Linked DNA regions of Homo sapiens: all the other regions are linked to region 5. A link is a contact called in ENCODE Hi-C or POLR2A ChIA-PET data. All regions are on one chromosome and are shown on one strand. Each heading gives the region's core, a stretch centred on a gene start or an enhancer-like site at or near the end of the contact. The rest is flanking DNA. Distances are from core to core; before and after follow the strand shown. Region 1 holds the start of LSR (lipolysis stimulated lipoprotein receptor). Region 2 holds the start of CD22 (CD22 molecule). Region 3 holds the start of FXYD7 (FXYD domain containing ion transport regulator 7). Region 4 holds the start of ALKBH6 (alkB homolog 6). Region 5 holds the start of COX6B1 (cytochrome c oxidase subunit 6B1).

What was found. Hi-C counts contacts between places; a loop is a spot of excess contacts on that map. ChIA-PET counts read pairs that join two places held with the same protein, here RNA polymerase II (POLR2A). Pooled maps may share reads with other maps.
Region 1: a map of mucosa of descending colon shows a loop between it and region 5 (10-fold over the local background). The contact joins the promoter of LSR here to the promoter of COX6B1 in region 5. A Hi-C loop is called at or near these places in 1 of 168 maps with a recorded cell type or tissue (mucosa of descending colon), 4 of 37 single-sample maps with no recorded cell type and 4 of 50 pooled maps. POLR2A ChIA-PET finds 5 or more read pairs at or near these places in 3 of 52 experiments (B cell, GM12878 and H1).
Region 2: a loop to region 5 is called in a pooled map, with 3 times the contacts of the local background. The contact joins the promoter of CD22 here to the promoter of COX6B1 in region 5. A Hi-C loop is called at or near these places in 10 of 37 single-sample maps with no recorded cell type and 9 of 50 pooled maps. POLR2A ChIA-PET finds 5 or more read pairs at or near these places in 2 of 52 experiments (BJ and activated B cell).
Region 3: a pooled map shows a loop between it and region 5 (5-fold over the local background). The contact joins the promoter of FXYD7 here to the promoter of COX6B1 in region 5. A Hi-C loop is called at or near these places in 2 of 168 maps with a recorded cell type or tissue (CD8-positive, alpha-beta T cell and naive thymus-derived CD4-positive, alpha-beta T cell), 1 of 37 single-sample maps with no recorded cell type and 10 of 50 pooled maps. POLR2A ChIA-PET finds 5 or more read pairs at or near these places in 1 of 52 experiments (activated naive CD4-positive, alpha-beta T cell).
Region 4: a map of ascending aorta shows a loop between it and region 5 (2.6-fold over the local background). The contact joins the promoter of ALKBH6 here to the promoter of COX6B1 in region 5. A Hi-C loop is called at or near these places in 1 of 168 maps with a recorded cell type or tissue (ascending aorta), 5 of 37 single-sample maps with no recorded cell type and 12 of 50 pooled maps. POLR2A ChIA-PET finds 5 or more read pairs at or near these places in 5 of 52 experiments (HEK293, HEK293T, Panc1 and 2 more).

What each region holds. Positions count from the first base shown.
Region 1 is chr19:35,247,568-35,250,267 of GRCh38, forward strand. It overlaps LSR (lipolysis stimulated lipoprotein receptor), which reads left to right and starts at 1,435. Exons shown (of 10, transcript NM_205834.4): 1 at 1,435-1,564. The coding sequence starts at 1,456. RefSeq lists enhancers at 19-188, 322-1,124, 1,125-1,926 and silencers at 1,039-1,118, 1,529-1,598.
Region 2 is chr19:35,327,737-35,330,436 of GRCh38, forward strand. CD22 (CD22 molecule) reads left to right here and starts at 1,451. Exons shown (of 14, transcript NM_001771.4): 1 at 1,451-1,494. RefSeq lists enhancers at 2,028-2,077, 2,148-2,197.
Region 3 is chr19:35,141,974-35,144,673 of GRCh38, forward strand. It overlaps FXYD7 (FXYD domain containing ion transport regulator 7), which reads left to right and starts at 1,282. Exons shown (of 6, transcript NM_022006.2): 1 at 1,282-1,391. The coding sequence starts at 1,361. FXYD1 (FXYD domain containing ion transport regulator 1) reads left to right here. Exons shown (of 8, transcript NM_021902.4): 6 at 499-548; 7 at 747-798; 8 at 944-1,136. The coding sequence ends at 769. RefSeq lists enhancers at 943-1,503, 1,504-2,065.
Region 4 is chr19:36,012,880-36,015,579 of GRCh38, forward strand. ALKBH6 (alkB homolog 6) reads right to left here and starts at 1,334. Exons shown (of 7, transcript NM_032878.5): 1 at 1,296-1,334; 2 at 465-543; 3 at 142-210. The coding sequence starts at 518. CLIP3 (CAP-Gly domain containing linker protein 3) reads right to left here. Exons shown (of 14, transcript NM_015526.3): 14 at 1,781-2,700. It overlaps LOC101927572 (a long non-coding RNA gene), which reads left to right and starts at 1,623. Exons shown (of 4, transcript NR_170988.1): 1 at 1,623-1,707. RefSeq lists an enhancer at 1,724-1,823.
Region 5 is chr19:35,646,979-35,649,678 of GRCh38, forward strand. COX6B1 (cytochrome c oxidase subunit 6B1) reads left to right here and starts at 1,345. Exons shown (of 4, transcript NM_001863.5): 1 at 1,345-1,425. RefSeq lists enhancers at 1,337-1,396, 1,557-1,606.

The DNA.
Region 1 (2,700 bases), core at 185-2,684, 400 kb before region 5:
AGGAGGAAGATCATGTGGACATCTGCGGGAAGGGTGTTCTGGCAGAGGGAGTAGCACGGGCGATGGCTCTGAGGACTGTGAGAAGTATAGTTGGAAACAGCGAGGAGGCCAGGGTGTCCGAAGCTGAGTAAGCCAGAGAGAGTGGGAGGAGGTGAGATAAGAGGGGGAAGGTCAGTTTCTGCTGAGAGTGAGGAGGAGCCACAGGAGGGCTGTGAGCAGGTGGACGTGATCTGGCTTGAGTTTTAACAGGGCCAGTAGAACAAAGCACGCCTGGGTACCGAAACCAGCCACTGGCCAGTTGGCAACCTGGGGGAGTCTAACGCGAGGAAGCGCCCAGGGTTCCCCCAGGATGCGCTTTCCCTCGCCGCCACCTGGAGACAGCAGAGTCACGCCCAGCGCTGCGCAGGCTGATCGCCGCGCCGCGCCCCCGCCCTCGGTCGCAGGTGGCTCGTTCCGGGAATTCCTAAGCGGAAACCGGTCCCAAGCCCCGCGCCTTCGCTCGGCCCCTTTAAGAGCCAGAATTTCCGGAGGGCTGACCCGGGGGCTAGGGATGCCCAGGGGCCGAACCACAAGTTGGGAACGGGTGGGGGAGGTGGCGAAAACTTCCGAAGTGGAATTCCAACTTTTCCTGGCCCTGATTCCCCTTGGGCATCCCTGAGGGGGCAGAGCTTCCCTTCCGGGGACTTTAGAGGGTTCCTCAGGTCATCTAACTGGGAGACACAGGAGGCCCGAAGCGCCCCCCCTCCACCCGGTCCGGAGGAACCCCAGTGGAAGTGGAGAAGTCAGGCGCCACCAACAAGCCTCTCCCAGCCAGGACTTTGCTTAGACTCGCTCCTCCCGGCAGGGCGCACCTAGGCGGGTCCATCGCCAGCCGGGGAGAGGGGTTTGGGCAGGGAGGGAACAGGTGCGCGGCGGGACCCGCCCTATCTCAACAGGTGAATCGCTCCAAGTGGGTCTCGGTTGCATGGATCTCGGTGCGCTTGGTTTGGCCGGAGCAGATGGGGGCCGGAAGGGACCTGTGGTCCGCAGGCGCCCTCCCAGCGGGCCAGTCACTTGGTTCGGGCCCTGGGGGACGGAGCGCACCTGGGTCAGCCCACTTCCGGGGAGGGAGGCAGAGGAACCCCTCCCCGCCGCTCACCCCTAAGCCCAGCCCTCGGCTCCCACCCTTGTGTACCTGGGCCGAACCATTCACCGGAGCGCGCAGCGGGTGGAGTGTGGCTCGGAGGACCGCGGCGGGTCAAGCACCTTTCTCCCCCATATCTGAAAGCATGCCCTTTGTCCACGTCGTTTACGCTCATTAAAACTTCCAGAATGCAACAGGACGGACTTGGAGTAGGGACAAGGAACGGAAGTGGGAAGGGGAGGAGCGTGCACCCCTCCTGGCCTTGGTGCGCGCCGCGCCCCCTAAGGTACTTTGGAAGGGACGCGCGGGCCAGACGCGCCCAGACGGCCGCGATGGCGCTGTTGGCCGGCGGGCTCTCCAGAGGGCTGGGCTCCCACCCGGCCGCCGCAGGCCGGGACGCGGTCGTCTTCGTGTGGCTTCTGCTTAGCACCTGGTGCACAGGTACGGGGCACGGGGCCTCTGACGCTGCGGAACGCCGGAGGGAACTGTAGAGGGGGATGGATGGAGTTGGAGGCGGCGGGAAGCGGGAAGCGGGGGTCTCAGAGGCTGGGACCTTCCGATCCCCTGGGTCTTGGGCGATCTGTTGCGCGCGGGAGTGAGAGGAATTCCCCATTTGTGCCGGGGAGCGCTCCCCGCGCCCTTATCTGGAAGATAGCAGGAAGTGAAACTCCCTGGACGGTGAGACCCGGAGCGGCAGGGAGAATGGAACTCTTTGTGGGGAGGGAGTGGAAGACCGCCCGATCTCTGGGAAAAGAAAAGCCGGGATGGGACTTGGGCGCACCCGGGGATTTCTAAGTTTTGGAGTAACGGGGAGAGGGCACGGGAGGGCTGGATCAGACGCTTCCTAGAGGGACAGAGACGAAGGAACAATGCCTAGGCCTCGGGTGGGTGTGGGACTGGGGACTCCCCATCCCCCGCACCCCACCCACCTCCCGCGGGCTCCGGATTATACGTGCGTAAGAGTCTGGTGGGATGGATTTACGGACTTGAAACCGACTTCTGCTGGCAGGCTTTCACCTGGATGGGATATTTGGGTGGTGATGAGGTCTTTCCCGAGACACTTTTGGTTCAGTCATTTGAAATGACTTTAGAGTAGGGTGAGGTGGTGGGAGGCTGATGGAGATATTGTGGGGGCTTTAGTCCCTCCATGGCAAAGCAGTTCAGGCAAACAACTCCATGGTTTTCCCTCCAAATTCAAAAGGCCCCGGGTAACCTGGAATCCTTCGTAGTCGGTTTTGAAGTGGGGCCTTGGGCGCTGGGGGCATCAACATGGCCATCTGGGCTTGCCTGCCCAGGCCACACAGAGGCCCCTTGTTGTGGGTGAATGGCAAAGGGAAGAGGGGACTGGTGTGGTTCAGAGGCCACAGGCTGGGAAGAGGGATGGCGGGCGAGTCCAAGGAAACTGGCCGTGTCACCGTGCACCTGCCACTTCAGCCCCACGGGTCTATAAAATGGGCATGATTATCGTGGCTACCTCACTGGTCCTGGCAATTAAGGAACAATGTGTGCCAGGCACTCTGTAAACCACATACTTGCGAGTGTCAAGCTGGTGACAGGTGGCGTTCCTGTTGAAGCAC
Region 2 (2,700 bases), core at 201-2,700, 320 kb before region 5:
CTTAAGCAATCCTCTTGCCTTGCTCTCCCAAAGCGTATTACAGGCATAAGTCACCACACCCAGCCCTATCGGTGCTTTTGGAAGAAGGTGTTCTTCCCTCTCTCTGTTTCCCTCCCTATGGCCAGCTGCCCATAGAGGGCAGTGGTGCTGGAGTGAAGACCTCTCAGCGCATCCCTCTTCATCTGTAGGATGTGCATGGCTTCCAATGCTGTCTGTTCTGCTCCTGAGACACTCGCTGGCTACAGGATTATAAAGGTGATGAGGTTTCAGCCTAAAGACTCTCCATTCAATAACACTTCCTACAAGATATCTTTTTTGTTTTTTTGAGACAGGATCTGGCTCTGTCACCCAGGCTGGAGTGCCACAGCGCGATCTGCTCACTGCAACCTCAGCCTCTCGGGCTTAAGTGATTCTCCTGCCTTAGCCTCCTGAGTAGCTGGGACCACAGGCGCCCGCCACCACACCCAGCTAATTTTTGGATTTTTTTTTTTTTTTTTTTTAGTAGAGATGGGGTTTTACCATGTTGCCCAAGCTGGTCTTGAACTCCTGAGCTCAGGCAATCCACCCGCCTTGGCCACCCAAAGCGCTAGGATTACAGGCATGAGCCACCATGCCCAGTCCTACAAGATATCTTTTCTTTTTCTTTCTTTCTTTCTTTCTTTCTTTTTTTTTTTTTGAGACAGAGTCTCACTCTGTCACCCAGGCTGGACTGCAGTGGTGTGATCTCTTCTCACTGCAGCCTCCGCCTCCTGGGCTCAAGTGATTCTCCTGCCTCAGCCCCCTGAGTAGCTGGGACTACAGGCGCCTGCCAAAACACTTAGCTAATTTTTTGTATTTTTAGTAGAGACGGAATTTCACCATGTTCGCCAGGCTGGTCTCGAATTCCTGACCTCAAGTGATCCACCCGCCTCAGCCTCCCAAAGTGTTGGGATTCCAGGCATGAGCCACCGCACCCGGCCGAGATATCTTTTTCCTCCTCAATATCTATGTGCTCCTCCCTCAACCCTTGGGGGCTTCAGTGTAGGTGGTCAGATTCCCCACCATTTATGCCTATGATGAAAAGAGTGGAAATGGTAATAACTGGATGGTGTCACTAAACTACAAATACTTTCAGGTAGGCCTGTGCCTTTTTCAGCGGGCTGCAGTTCTCCTGCTTGGCTTGAGTCATTCGCATTTCCTGAGAGCTGGGTAGAGGGGGAGTTGTGGAGGAGCCCATTCTGAAACTGATCTGATATTGCAAACCCATACACGGAAAGGAAGAACTGCCCATACGTATTCGAGTCTTCCAATCTGACTCCGAGCCCGCATCCCCCTCAATCGTCTCTTTTCCCCACTCCCCAGATCACGGTGCTGCTTGGTCCCCCTCAGAGCCATAGAGAAGCAGGGGGTGTGGCCATGGAGGGGAAACCTCTGTCACCAGAGACTTTACTGTACTTCTCCTTTTGCTCTCAGATGCTGCCAGGGTCCCTGAAGAGGGAAGACACGCGGAAACAGGTAAAAATCATTTTGCTTTTATTTTGCATTCAACAAGCAAGTTATTACGGAACAGCAGTTATGGGCCAGGCATACCTCCCAGAGCTGGGAACACAGTGGGGACCTCCCTGGCTCTCTCTTACCGGTGTTACAACAGGTTGTAGACAGACCCCTGTCTTGAGCATCCTCCTTGCCAGGCCTGCTGAGTCTTCTGAGAGTAGGGTAGGTTATTGGATGCCCAGGAGGGAAGAAGGAGCCAGGGAGGTCAGCCCCAAGGTTCTGCAAGGCCCTCAACAGGCCTGGACTGAGGAGGTCTGGACAGCATGGCCCTGTCCTGAGCCTCTGTGCATAATAACTGCTGTCCCTAACCTCCACCCCACCCTCAGCCTTCCAATTCCCGGGCCTGGGGCCCTACTCCTGTGCTCCAGAGACTCCTGGAGCTCCTTGAGGCAGCACACAGTCCTGCTCTGGAGGCGCCCATCTCCCACTCATGCTGGGATGCTCCAGCCCGTCCCAGAGCAGGTTGTGGCTGGAGGGTGCTGGCAGAGGAGGGACAATGGCCCGGCTCCTGGAGGCAAGTGTTGGCTGCAGGGAACGGAGTCTAGTCCTTGCCACAGCCCTTGTTACCCCTTAGGTAACCTTAAGGGGATTTCAAAGAACTCTGGCTCTGCAACCCTGCTAAGTTTTTTATGGAACATGTAAAATAGATCCCATGGCCAAAGAAGTATGGACAATGTATTATACTATACTCTAATCCCCATGTCTAGAGATTAATGGTGTAGATAGAGTTTACTGAAAGGTTTTTAAAGTCCTGCAGTAAAGAATCTTACTTAAGCCAGGTGCGGTGGCTCACGCCTGTCATCTCAGCACTTTGGGAGGCCAAGTTGGGGGGATCACCTGAGGTCAGGAGTTTGAAACCAGCCTGGCCAACATGGTGAAACCCCATCTCTACTAAAACAAACAAACAAACAAACAAATCAGACGGGTGTGGTGGCACATGCCTATAGTCCCAGCTACTCAGGAGGCTGAGGCAGGAGAATCACTTGAACCCTGGAGGCAGAGGATGCAGTGAACTGAGATCACACCACTGCACTTCAGCCTGGGCGACAGAAGAATGAGACTCTGTCTCAAAAGAAAAAAAAAGAATCTTACTTAACTCTTTTACCCTGCCTTTCTCAAGTGTATGTGACCTTGAAGATGTTTTTTGCATGTGACATGATGAGTACC
Region 3 (2,700 bases), core at 32-2,531, 510 kb before region 5:
TTAGAACAATTATAGATATTATCATAAGTAGTAGCTAATATTTACTGGGTGTGTACCACGTGTTAGATACGGTTTCACTTCCTCTGGGAGGGAGGTGCTGTTATTAACCCCATTTGACAGATGAGGAAACTAAGGCACAGGGAGGTAAAGTCACTTTGTTCAAGATCACTCAAGTGGAAGATGGGGGGTTCTGGGTTTCCAACCCAGGCCATCTCATGGCAGTCTGCCAAGTCCCCATGACTATCCCTCCCCCACCAACTTCACATCCCTGCCCCCAAATCCGCGGAGGTACTCACTGTTAACCAGCTTAGAAGCCCCCTGCCAGCACATAAGCTGCTCCTGGGTGCTCCTCATTTCTGGCGGACCCCGAGCCTGCTCTTCGTCCATATCTGGGCCTAGTTACACCAATCTGGGAAAGGAGGCTTGTACTGGGGGGTTCCTAGAAGGGCAGCCTCTCCCCCTTTCCATCCCGAAATCCCTCTGCCTCTGTCTTCCCAGGACTGGGGAACCCGATGAAGAGGAGGGAACTTTCCGCAGCTCCATCCGCCGTGAGTCTGGGGAGACTGCGGGTATTCTGGGGAGAGGGCTGGTTCCAAGGACCGCTTTTCCCGGCCCTCCCTGGCTGCGTAGAGGGAAGGGCTGGATCTGAAAGCGGAGGGCGGGGAGTTGCCCCGCCGCGGGCCCCACCTGCCCAGGAGCTGGGGATGCCTCTCCAGAATGACCCCCGATCTCCGTGTTCCCCCCAGGTCTGTCCACCCGCAGGCGGTAGAAACACCTGGAGCGATGGAATCCGGCCAGGTGCTGCAGCTCTGACACGGCGGTGGGAGGGAAGGAGGGAGGAAGGAAAGGCGGGAGAGGGAGGGGGCCAAGTGCCAGAGTTGAAGGGCGGCGAGGGGTGGGGCTGGACGTCCCCCCTCGCCTCTCACCCTTTTCACCCTCACAGGACTCCCCTGGCACCTGACATCTCCCACGCTCCACCTGCGCGCCCACCGCCCCCTCCGCCGCCCCTTCCCCAGCCCTGCCCCCGCAGACTCCCCCTGCCGCCAAGACTTCCAATAAAACGTGCGTTCCTCTCGACAGCACTTTGTCGGTCTCGGTCCCTCAGCGCGAAACGCCAGCGCCACTGGGCCCCAGCAGGGGGCGCCCCACCCTAGAGGAAGGGGCGGGGACGACGGTGGTGGGCGGGGGCGGGGGCGGGGGTGGCCTGCACGGGGGCGGGCTCCCCGGGCCCCCATTGGCTGCAGGCCCCCCCACGCCAGGGCTCCCCCCAGCTCCCCCCCACATCGGTCCGTCCTGCTTCCAGCTGCTGCAGCGCGCCTTCGCCGCCAAAGCATCCAGCAGCCCCCTGCTCCGGCCCAGCATGGCGACCCCGACCCAGACCCCCACAAAGGGTGAGCGTCGTTTGGGGAGGGGGTTGCAGGGGGGCTCCGGGATCTGAGAGCCTAGGAGAGAGGGTGTCGGGAGATTCAAGCAATGGTAAGGCAAGGGAGTTGGGGGAGGGAGGTCCGCTCCTCCTGTGGGCGGAAGCCCCTGTAATGCGCCCCCCCGATCGCCCCTCCGGGTCTCTGGGACACCCCCTCCCCGGCAGGCGTCCTGTGCCAGACCTGCGGTTGGAGAGTGGCAGTCCCGGGAGAAGGGATGCTCGGACAGGTCGCTATGGCAACCGGGTGGCTGGTCCCGCACCGTGGTGGTAGCAGACGGGGAAGAGATGAGCTTGCAGGGTGGGAGCGGGTGGGTCTGCGACCAGAGACGTTCTGGAAGATTTCAGGGTCCCTGGGGTGGGCAAGGGAAGGGGAGGAGGTTCATGTCCCTCTTCTTTCCAGTGCTGTCTCCTAGGGTGTCTGTTTCCTGAAACCCTTGACAGCCAGGTTCAGAGGAAAGGAGTGAGAGCTGAAGGAAGAGACAGAGAGAAGGGATATAGCAAGAGACAGACAGGGAGAACCTGGAAGAGACAGAGACCAAGAGAGGCAGGAGATCCAGAGTCACAGATACAAAGACCCAGGAAGACAAATAGATGGACTCAGAGAGATTCCCAGTGGAGGGGAGAGGCTGAGAGCAGTAGACAGAGATGCAGAGAGAGAGAGAAAAAAAAATGAGAGCCTGGGAGATAGTGGGATTGAGACCGCTATGGAGAGAGAAGCAGAGAGACGGAGGGAGAGAGACGGACCCATGGGGAGAGAGGGGAGTAGAAAGAGAAGAAGGGAGCCATGTGGGGTGGGGCCCAAACCACTGCAGTGAGACCCTATGTGTGGGAATGGGGCGATGGGACCCTCCTTCCAGCCCACAGCAGGGGTGTTTTCCAATCCCAGAGGTGCTGTTGGGTATACACCTAGCTGCCCCTACTGCCCCCATCCAGCCACACACTGATTTCCATTCCACACCAATTAACCCAGTTATGCACCCACTTAAACACCCACTTCTACCGTCGCCCCCTAATAGCCCCCACTGCTAATCCTGCTTCTGCAGATGAGCAAGGCACAGACTGCTTCAAGAGGGAGCCAGTGCCCAGCAAGGGTCTCCAGCACTGAGGGCAGGGGACCAGGGGTGCTGAGAAGCCCCTGGCAGTGAAGGGAACCCGAATTCCACTTGGATGGCTCCCTCCCTTCCGCGCTTCCCAGCAGGCGGGGGCTGCTGCACTGAGCCATATCTGCAGAATCCGAAGCAGGGCGGGGGGTGGGGGGGGCTGCAGAGGCTGGAAGC
Region 4 (2,700 bases), core at 84-2,583, 370 kb after region 5:
GAGGGAGTATGAGCTCTGTAACTTCCTTGTTCCTTCTGTCGGGGTCTTCACTGCAGCCTTGGGGGCTCTCATACAGAGGATGGACATTGGGGAGGAATATGGGAAGAGTGGGAAAACAGACCAGTAGGGCACTGAGGTCACCTGTCGAAGCAAATACTCCTCCTCTTCTTTGGAGATGAAGTCAGGGACATAGTAGATTACAGGTGGTGCCTAGGATAGAAAGACCCCCTGAAGGTGTGGCCCTTCAACCCACACAGAGGACATATCATCACAGAGCAACCCCTATGCCTGGAGACAGGCTCAGGATGTCCTCAGACAGGTCAGGGTCTAAAGTCAAGGGACCAGTGCCATTCCAGAATGGACTCTGACAGTAAGAATGAATTTGGTGGAAGGGGGCAGTCCCAACCCAAGAACTCAGGAATCAGCCTGCCTCCTTCACCCTCTGCACCCTGAGTTCTGACAACCTGCTCCACTCTGAACGGTTCCAGGGCTGGGACTCTGGCGTCCTGCTCCTCCATCAACACCAACTCCTTGCACCCAATCCTGTAGGGAGGGGAGGACATACTGAAGTCACTAGGCCTCCCGCCCTAACACCATGATGCAGCATTCCACCCCATCACAGGCCAGGCCTCACCTCAGCCCTCTTCTGAAACGCACTTGGTCTCTAAAATCTGAGTCTTCAGCATCTTACAAGCCACACAGAGAGCCCCTACGTTCCATGCCCGGACACAATGAGCCCCAAGAATAATCCCCCATTACTCTGTCCACTAAGGGCCCATCCAACTACACATATGCCTTCTCAATCCTCCCACAGAGAACATTCTCTGGCCCCACACACAGGGAGCCTTTCTCAAAAGCTCTACACATAGCCCCCAGGGCTGCACTCCAGAGCCCCTTTAAACACCTTGAGACCCCGCTTCAGACCTGCAACTGTGAGCCCGGCTATCAACACTCAGCGACCCCCGCCCCCCACCGAATCCCATTCTGTGCACTCCTGTGACCCCAATCTGAGCCTCCTCAGACATGTCCACCCTCAGCCTCCTCGGATCCCCCCATTTGGACGCCCCTCGGATTTCCCCTCCTGAGCGCCCCTTCACTCCAGCACCCTGAGATCTTTAGCTCTGAGGCTGACTCCCAAATCTTCTTCCCTCCCTGAACCATTCAGATCCCCGACTCCGAGCCTTTTAGGACTCCAAGCTCTGAGCCTCCTCGGACTCCTACTCTGGGCTCCCCCGGATCCCCACTTTCAGCCCTATTGACATCCATCTCTACCCCCAGCACTCCCCAAAACTGACCGTCCACCAGCGTCCCCTCCAATTTCCAAATTCAACATCCCCATCCCCCTCCCAGCCATTTCCGCCCCACATTACAGACGCAGAGTCCGCAGGCCAATGGGAGCTCCCAGAGGCTTCAAGGGCCCGCCTTCCACCCAATCGGCGCTCTCACTCAGTATTCGCCCGCCCCCTTCATGCTCGCCTAAGGATAGGCCGCGCCTCCTGGCCTCTGAGCCATTGGCAGGAGGGCGTGGGCGGGGCATCGTCGTCTGGCACTGGCCACTCAGAACTTAGGAACTGAACCTGGCCATTGGCGGAGTGGACCCCGATGGGTGGGACGGGGGCGGCAGCCGTGACAGCCGCGGGAAGACATGAGAGGCTGCTAGAAGGACTTCCCGCGGCCAGCGCCATCACCTGCCCACGCCGCAGGGAGGTGAGACTGAAGGAAGCACTTCCTTTCCCGTCTTCTCCCAGCAAGGGAAACCCCCAATGACCCGACACAGAGAGGCCATAGAAACGTCTTTATTGAAGAGGACAGGAGTCATGCTGAGTTTGGGGACATGCAGTGAAGGGGCAGTCGTGAGCTGTCCTTGGTGGTCGGGGCCCCAGGTCCGCCCTGGACCCCCTGGGCCTTCAGGTTCTCCCTCGAGCTGTTGGTCTGGCCCAGGTGCTGTGGGGTCCTTTGAGGCCAGTGACTAGAACGTAGATTGAAATCGGGGTTCCAGGATTTGAGATCCCCTCAGGGCCTTGGGGCCTTCCATTTATTAGAGATGGAGGCTTTAGGATTTGGGGTTCCCTTAGGGCTGGGGCTCTTGGAATTTGGTGTCTTGAAACCCATGGACTCGGGGCATTGAAATTCTCCAGTTTCCAGGGATGGGAATTCCTGTGTGGGGTTTCCTGGTGCCTGTGAATAGGGCTTGAGGTGTCTGGGAGCCTGGAATGCATATCCTGACTGCAGTCTCCTCCATACCAGGCACAAGGACCTCATGATTGGGTTTCCTGGGGACTTGGGATTGGATTTTCAAATTTGGGATTCCCTGGGGATTTGGGATTCCATGATTTGGGGGTCCTAGGAGTTACGGCATTGGGGTCTTCTAGGGGCTGTAGGACTTGAGGGCACAGGGGAGTTTGGGACGTGTGTACTCTAGGGTTTGGGATCCCCAGAGTCCTAGAATGGGGCCTCCAAATTTTGGGGTCCCCCAAAGGGGGAAGTCGTTACTTAAAAAATAGAGAATTTTCTGGGAGTCTGGCCAGCACAGGAGCTGTGGGCCATGTGGGGTGGGCTTCATACAAGGCACTGGGGGTTTCTTGAGGGTGCAGAGGGTAGGAAGACTTGGGGGGTCCTGTAATTAGCACTTCCAGGACTGTTTTGGTGTCTGTAAATTAGGGGTGACAGTGGGCTGGTTATGGTGGGTTTCTTCTTGAG
Region 5 (2,700 bases), core at 95-2,594:
GGTGGCTCACGCCTGTAATCCCAGCACTTTGGAAGGCCAAGGCGGGCAGATCACCTGAGGTCAAAAGTTCAAGACCAGCCTGACCAACATGGACAAACCGCATCTCTACTAAAAATACAAAATTAGCCAGGTGTGGTGGCGCATGCCTGTAATCCCAGCTACTGGGGAGGCTGAGGCAGAAGAATCGCTCTAGCTCGGGAGGTGGAGGTTGCAGTGAGCCAAGATCACACCACTGCACTCCAGCCTGGGCAACAAGAGCAAAACTCTGTCTGAAAAAAAAAAAAAAAAAAAAAAAAAAAAAGCCAAATTGGCCAGGTAGGGCAGCTCACGCCTGTAATCCCAGCATTTTGGGAGGCCGAGGTGGGCAGATCACCTGAGGTCAGGAGTTCAAGACCAACCTGACCAACATGGTGAAATCCCATCTCTACCAAAAATACCAAAATTAGCCGGGAGTGGTGGCGTGCGCTTGTAATCGCACCTACTCGGGAGGCTGAGGCAGGAGAATCGCTTGAACCGAGTAGACGCAGGTTGCAGTGAGCCAAGTTCGTGCCACTGCACTCCAGCCTGGGCGACAGAGTGAGACTCCGTCTCTCTCTCTATATATATATTTTAAGGGTAGGGATTTTTGTGTTTTGTGCAGCGTGCTTTCTCAACCCGTAAAGTGCCTGATGGCTGGATACGGTGGGTCACGCCGGTAATCCTAACGCTTTGGAAGGCCGAGGCGGGAGGATCGCTTAGAGACCAGGAGTTCGAGTCCAGCCTGGGTAACACAGCAAGACCCCATCTCTATAAAATGCATATATATATCCAGGAGTAGCGGTGCGCATCTGTAATCCCAGCTACTCGGGAGGATGAGGCGGGAGAATCGCTTGAACCCAGGAGGCGGAGGTTGCAGTGAGCTGAGATCGCGCTACTGCACTCCAGCCTGGGCCATAGAGTAAGACCCTGTCTCAAAAATTTAAAAAAAAGAAAAAAAAAATTTAAAGAAAAGAAATACCTGACACAGAAAAAGCGTTCAATAAATATTTCTTGCATGAATAAAAGTACTTTCGCTGGGACATTTTTCTCCACACCTACCCTCCAGCCAGCCCCGGGATCTATAACACTCTCTCCGAGTGAAGACACAGAGGTGATGAGATCGGGTAACCCACGGGCGCCCGAGCCCCAGCCGCGCAAGCTCACGATTGGGCCAGAAGTGAGGATGAACAAGCATTTAGCCCAATAGAAAGTCGTAGTTCTCTTGCTGGGCGTGGCTTGAATGACTTCAGTGGCCTCCTCCTGGGAGGGAGCTGAAGCCGCTCGCAAGACTCCCGTAGTCCCCACCTCTCTCAGCTTCCGGCTGGTAGTAGTTCCGCTTCCTGTCCGACTGTGGTGTCTTTGCTGAGGGTCACATTGAGCTGCAGGTTGAATCCGGGGTGCCTTTAGGTGAGTGTGGAGGGTTCTGTAACCTGGGACCCCAGTCTAGCGGGCTGAGGAGCCGGACCCCAGCTTCCCTGAGAACGGGTTGAGGCTTCCGGCTGGCGGCGTCCGGCCTCCCTGGACCCCGGGGCCCTGTTCTGTTCATCGTAAGAGCTAACAATGATACGGTTCTTCCTTGATGCCAGGCAACATCCCAAACAACTTTAATTAATTTATTTAACTCTCCCACCAGCCCTATGAGATAGGGCCTGCGATTATCCCCTTTTGTCAGTAAACAGGCTCAGAGATACCAAGCGACCTAGCTGAACCTACACAGCGACCAGGATTTGGCCCAGGAGTTTGTCCTCCAGGGCTCTTCATGGCTAATTCACAGGCGTGGCCTCTCGCGGCTTGCCTGGGCCGCAGCCTGGCTCCCGGGTGTCCAGTCCATCCTCCCTTTTGGACGTTGGAGGGGCCGCAGCGTCATCTCCGATGCACCCTCATCCTCAGATACCGGGTAGAGATCTCGCCGGTAACGATCCTTCCTACTGCGTCTGTGCCCCAGCAGCTGGTGTTTTACACCCCACTTCCCCACCGAAAGACTGTTTTAGTGCTCCAGACCCCCACCACCACCTTGCGTCGCTTGAATTTGACACTGCTCTGCAAGTCTCTGTATAGCCCCACGACTCCTAGGATTCCCTGGAATATAGATACTTTTCTCTCAGGCTCCCGACGAACACTGTCACTTCTTCAGAGACATTATATTAAAGGTGTTTAACCCTGGGTCCGCAGAGTTGGTAGAATTCAAGGAATGCTAGTACTTGAATTGGGGTGGGGGGTGGAATTGCATCTGTGTTTTTACTAACCTTTTGAGGCAGCAACCTCGGTAGTACTAGCAGCAGCGGTGATTTTGTTAGCAATGAAAATCATAGACATTCCTTTTTTTTGTTTTTCTCCTTTTTTGAGACAGGGTCACTGTGTCACCCAGGCTGGCGTGCAGTGGAGAAATCTTGGCTCACTGCAACCTCTGCTTCCCTGTGCAAGCGATCCTGCCTCAGTAGCTGGGACCACAGGCACGCGCCACCACACCTGGCTAATTTTAATTTTTTTTTTTTTTTTTGAGACAAGATCTTGCTGTATCGCCCAGGCTGGAGTACAATGGCACAATCTCGGCTCACTGCAACCTCCGCCTCTTGGGTTCAAGTGATTCTCCTGCCCCAGCCTCCCTGGTAGCTGGGATTACAGGTGCACGCCACCATGCCCAGCTAATTTTTTGTATTTTTAGTAGAGATGGGGTTTCAC